Regions from separate parts of the Homo sapiens genome. Here region 2 is linked to region 1. Evidence: read pairs that join two places in POLR2A ChIA-PET (ENCODE). Cell type or tissue: PC-9. All regions are shown on one strand. Each heading gives the region's core, and the rest is flanking DNA. Links, peaks and the distances in the headings are about the cores only. Region 1 overlaps CCDC12 (coiled-coil domain containing 12). Region 2 has its middle 27 kb from the start of FAM240A.

The links. ChIA-PET counts read pairs that join two places held together with the same protein. Peaks named below come from ENCODE experiments on the same cell type or tissue, not always from the same donor. Only the 100,000 strongest peaks of a DNase experiment are listed, where the experiment ranks them.
Region 2: POLR2A ChIA-PET joins it to region 1 with 5 read pairs; 2 of 35 experiments call an interaction of 5 or more read pairs at or near these places.

What each region holds. Positions count from the first base shown.
Region 1 is chr3:46,927,826-46,930,625 of GRCh38, forward strand. The region is part of intron 2 of CCDC12 (coiled-coil domain containing 12); the gene reads right to left. Among named protein-coding and RNA genes, the nearest start is that of CCDC12, 48 kb to the right of the region's middle. RefSeq lists an enhancer at 2,780-2,800. In PC-9, for the core only: no CTCF peak of the experiment used is centred there; no DNase peak of the experiment used is centred there; H3K27ac peaks cover 1,200 bases.
Region 2 is chr3:46,637,672-46,640,471 of GRCh38, forward strand. No RefSeq gene overlaps it. Among named protein-coding and RNA genes, the nearest start is that of FAM240A, 27 kb to the left of the region's middle. In PC-9, for the core only: no CTCF peak of the experiment used is centred there; no DNase peak of the experiment used is centred there.

The sequences.
Region 1 (2,800 bases), core at 236-2,735:
TGACCTCCAGTCCCCTTAGCGTGGAGAGCTAAGAGACTTCCCCTCCCTAATGCCCACTTAACTGCCCACCCCCGGAATTCCACCACTACCAAAGGACAGGAGTCTCTGGGAGAGGTCAAGGAGCATGGGGGGGTTCAGCTTGGGGACCTGGCCTTTCCAACACAGGCCCAAGATTTAACCTCCCTTATAAAAGCAGGTGGATCACTTTAGGTCAGGAGTTTGAGCCCAGCCTGGCCAACAGGGCGAAACCCGGTCTCTACTAAAAATACAAAAATTAGGTGGGTATGGTGCCACATGCCTGTAATCTCAGCTATTCAGGAGGCTGAAGCAGGAGAATCGCTTGAACTGAGGAGGCAGAGGTTGCAGTGAGCTGAGATCGCACCACTGCACTCCAGCCTAGGCTGCAGACTGTCTCAAAAAAAAAAAATGTATATATATGTATTTTAAATGGCTTTAGAGAAGTACCAAGACAGCAAGGATTTCAGGGGCTGCAATCATGGAGATAAGGGAAGTACAACAAAGTGAGCCTGACATCACGTCCCTCTTTCCCCTTAAAGCATGTCTATTTACATGCAGCAGCTGAAAAGCTGAGAGACTGAGCAGAGCTTCCCATTAGGTTGATGCAAAAATAACTGTGGTTTTTGCCATTGAACATAGTGGCAGAAACCACAATTACTTTTGCACCAACCTCATATAATCTCATGGGCCTGGAGAGAAAAAAAAAAGTGTGTTTAAGCAGAAACTAAAACAGACTACTGACTTCTCAACTGCAACTATGGAAACCATAAGACCATGAAATGGTATCTCAGAAGTGTGGACAAAATAAATGTCACACAAAATTCTAAATCTAGTTAAGAAGCCTTCAAGAGAAAGACTTTTTCAGACAAAGAAAGGTTAGGAGAATCAGTTATCAGTGAATCCGTTATTCAAGAAATACTAAAAGGAATACTTTAGGCTAGAGGAAAATGATCTCAGACGGAAACATGGAATTGCAGGGAAAAAATAAAATGCCTCAGAAAGGGTAAATACAATGGCTTGTGTCTGTAATCCCAGCTACTTCGGAGGCTAAGGCAAGAGGATTGCTTGAGCCAGGCGTTCAAGGCTGCAGAGAGCTATGATCACACTCTGCACTCCAGCCTAGGTGACAAAGCAAGACCCTGTCTCAAAAAAAAAGCAGGGGGAAAAGAGAATTTAAATGAATATTGACTGTATAAAAGAGTAATAACAACTTATAGTATTTAAAATATAGCAACAATAGTGTAAAAGGCAGAGTGGCAAATAGCCTTAAAGTGTTCTAAGGTCCTAAGCACTGTAGAGGAAATGGTAAAAATACTACTATTTTCTATTAGACTTTGATAAGTTAAGGATGTATGTTGTTATGCCTGTGGAAATCACTAAAAGAAAGGGAAAACAGCATACAATTAACAAGTTAACAGAGGAAGAAAGTGGAATAATTAAAAACAAAAAAATCCAAAAGGAGACAAGAATGGAGATAAAAAAGGAAAGTCAAGAAACAAATAGTAGGACAACAGGTTCACACACAAAGCAGGTCCAGGCTGCTATCCTAGGAGCTCCCATAGCCTTACAGTGTCCGGGGCCACCACAGCTCTTGGAGACTGGGCAGGGTGTGACGAGATGGTGCCAGCCAGAGCAGTAGGGCAGGCCAACACCTAACACCTTGTCAGCTGGCCAGGAAATACTGAAGCAGCCTGCACTCACCAGCAGTCACTGGCATCTGGAAGCCACCTTTCTGAGGACAACTGGAGCCAAACAATGGTTCTGCCACCCCCATTTTAGAATGAGGAAGTTGCTAAGGGGAGAAGGTACTAGCTCTAGCTAAAAGAAAAGAAATAAAAACAACAAAAATGTTGACAGTGGTTATCTCTAGGACTGACTTTTTTTCAAGAGATGGGGGTCTTGGCTGGGCATGGTGGCTCACACCTGTAATTCCAACACTTTGGGAGGCCGAGGCGGGTGGATCACCTGAGGTCAGGAGTTCAAGAACAGTCTGGCCAACCAACATGGTGAAACCCCATCTCTACTAAAAAAACAAAAATTAGCCAGATGTGGTGGCGGGTGCCTGTAATCCCAGCTACTCAGGAGGCTGAGGCAGGAGAATCACTTGAACCTGGGAGGCAGAGGTTGCAGTGAGCCGAGATGGTGCCACTGCACTCCAGCCTGGGCGAGAACAGCAAGACCCCATCTCAAAAAAAAAAAAAAAAAAAAAAAAAAGAGATGGGGGTCTCCCTATGTTGCTCAGGCTGGACTTGATCTCCTGGGCTTAAGCAATCCTCCTGTCTCAGCCTCCTGAATAGCTGGGACTACAGGCATGAGCCACCATGTCCAGCTCTGAGTGATTTTTACTTGCTTCTCTGATTTTCTGTAGTTTCCGGAATTTCTAATCAGTATTCTTCCTACACAGAAACAACCAACGAAGTACTCAAAAACATAAAGAGGAAACAGGCAGAGGGGCCATAAGGCAGCAGAAGACTGTGGCAGGGTTCTGAGTCAGGCAGCACCAGCACCTCAGCTCTGCTGGTGGCCAGTCTCTGTGGCTTAGGGCCAGGCTGTCCCCTAGCCAAAGGGAAGCAGAGACCAAGCCATGCTTTTTTGGGGCTTTCTGCCCCCAGAGTCTATGGGAAGGAGGGCAGCCCAGAAAGCCCAATGGCTTCTAAGACACTATCCTTTGCACCAAATGCCCTAGGCCACCCAAAGTCCACCCTATACCGGCAGCCAGTGTCTGGGTGGAGCTTTGCTGTCTCTCCACAGGAGCAGACACATCAGCCACCTCAGTGCCTCC
Region 2 (2,800 bases), core at 123-2,622, 290 kb before region 1:
CCTGTGGTAGCAGATGCATGATGCCCCCTATATGCCTATCTCAGTATTCCGGGACCACAGGACACCAAAGAACTTCACTGAAATGGCAGGTCCCTGAATCTTCATAGGGTTTATCTCTCACTAAATGTGGAACTAATGTGTCTTAACAAGGCTTCCTCTGTACTAGCCCTCTTTTGTTAGTTCTGACTGATCAGCATGATGTTTTATCGATATAATGAATTTCATGTGATGTTCTCTGGTAGATCTGGACAATCCAGATCTTGTTACACTATATTATGACAGAAGGCAGGAGAATTCACATGGCTGTGAGGCAAAACCATAAATGAATATATTTGTCTAGTCTACCTAAATGCAACCTTTTTTTAATTCCTTTTCCTATTTGGAAAGGAAAAGAATGAATCCACCATATTAATAACCACATACATGTTCATGAGGTCTTATTAATACGCTCTAGCAATGATATCACATCTGGCACAGCAGCTGTAATCAGGGCTACTATTTGATCAAGTTTGTAGAAGTCTAAGTTTACAGAATCCACTCAGTTTCTGCAGGGTCCAGACTGATGAGTTCAATGGAGATCTAATAGGGAACACCACCCAGGTCTTTAGTGGTGACACTAATCATCATCCTCAGGATGTGATATTATTTTTTATTTACTCTTGTGGCTGGGAGGACTGTTTTAGAGATTTCCATGTGGCCTTTTTCACTAAGATAGTTCTTATCCCACAGGCCAAGGACCTTGTGTTGTGATTACTCCAACTGTGAAGAGACCAATTCCAATTAAGCCCTCAGGAACTGTAGAAATGACCACTGGCTGGCTCTCCAGATCCAATAGGCCTACTGTAAACTAGACTTCATTTATTGAAGCAAGGACTTCACTTATTACCTGCACCTCACAAGTCCCCACTCTAACAGGAAGACCATAATGGTGCTTTGGGTCCCTGAGTATTAATGTCAACTGAGACCCTGTATCCAATAGCCCTCAAGATGTCTAGGGATTCTCCTTTCTATACAGCCATCCAAGAAAATGCTCATATGTCCCTTTGAGAAGAACTGGGACAATCATTACAGTATATACTTGCTTTGGTAAACGAAATCTTCATCCTAGAGACTCGGCCATCTCTTGAGTCGACAGAATCTGAAAATTAGCTATTGTTGTTTTTCAGTCTTCTAAAATCCACCCTAGCCATGAGTTTGACCTATCCCATGGGATCTTTGCCAGGGTGTTAAATCTCCTCTTTCAAGACAGTGCCTTCAAGTCAATGAATTCTTTCTTACCCGGCCTACATTCCAACCTTCTTGAATAAGCACATTCAAAATTCAATACTAATGATAATCCTTGGTCCCAGCTAGCTAGCTAATTCTTTCAACTCCTTTGGTGGGTAATTTCTTTCTTCTCTTATCAGACACACCGCAGCTCCAGTCAGGTTATGCTGGGATTTAACACTAGTCATTGGACTGGCAACCAGGAGAGAAAGTAGGATAGATAAATAGGGAAACACCTATTGTCTTGTTGGGGAGAAGGCTCTTTAGTATCTTGCGCATAGGGGGAAGTGCTAGCTCTTACTAGGGAAGGGTAGGCCACCTCTGCAAGCTCTATGTGTTTGGGGATGGGGGTGGGGTGGGGTGGAGTAGTCTTCAGAACTCACATCCTCAAAGACATTAATCCAGGTACCCCCATCCCATATTTCAGTACCAGGATTCCCCAGCCAAAGTCCTCACCTTAGCCTAAGGGAGCTGCTTTGGCAATCAAACATTCCTGGACTTCTGTGGCTCTATCAGATCCTTGGTCAGCCACTCAGCTGTGTCTGGTGTCCTACTGCAGGAGATAAGGCCTCTCTGTAAGCTACTAAATATGTCCTTTAACTCTAACACTTAGCCTTTAACTGCTAGTTAATGACACTCAGTTTCTCCTTACCCTCTATAGGACATCAACACAACTCAACAATAACCAGACAATGCCTGTCTTTGTAGGCACTTTCCCCCATATATATCAACCTGAAAGACTCCTTTTAGTATTTCATTGTCATATCTGGGAATGAACTATCTCAGTTTTTATTCATCATCTGGGAATGTCTTAATTTCTCCTTTATTTTTGAAGGATAGTTTTGCCAGATATAGAATTCTGGACTGATAAGGATTTTTTTCTTTTAATACTTTAAATATGTCATCCCACTATCTTCTGGTTGCCATGATTTCTGATAAGAAATTGGCTGTTAATCTTATTGAGCAGCTGTCCCCAATCTTTTTGGCACCAGGGACCAGTTTCATGGAAGACAATTTTTCCACAGACCAGGGTGGGGGGGATGATCTGGGGATGATTCAAGTGCATTACATTTATTGTGCACTTTATTTCTATTATTATTACACTGTAATATATAATGAAATAATTATACAACTCAACATAATGTAAAATCAGTGATAGCCCTGAGCTTGTTTTCCTGCAACTAGATGGTCCCATCTGGGGGTGATGGGAGACAGTGACAGATCAGCAGCCATTAGATTCTCATAAGGAGTGTGCAACCAAGACCCCTCATGTAGATTTCCCACTCCTATGAGAATCTAATGCTGCTACTGATCTGACAGGAGGCAGTTGGTAATGCCAGTGATGGGGAGTGGCTGTAAATACAGATGAAGCTTCACTCACTTGCCTGCTGCTCACCTCCTGCTATGTGTCCCATTTCGTAACAGGCCACAGACAAATACCAACTCGTGGCCCCAGGGTTAGGGACCCCTGTTATTGAGGGTCTCCTGTATGACAAGTCACTTCTCTCTGGCTGCTTTCAAGAGTCTCTCTTTA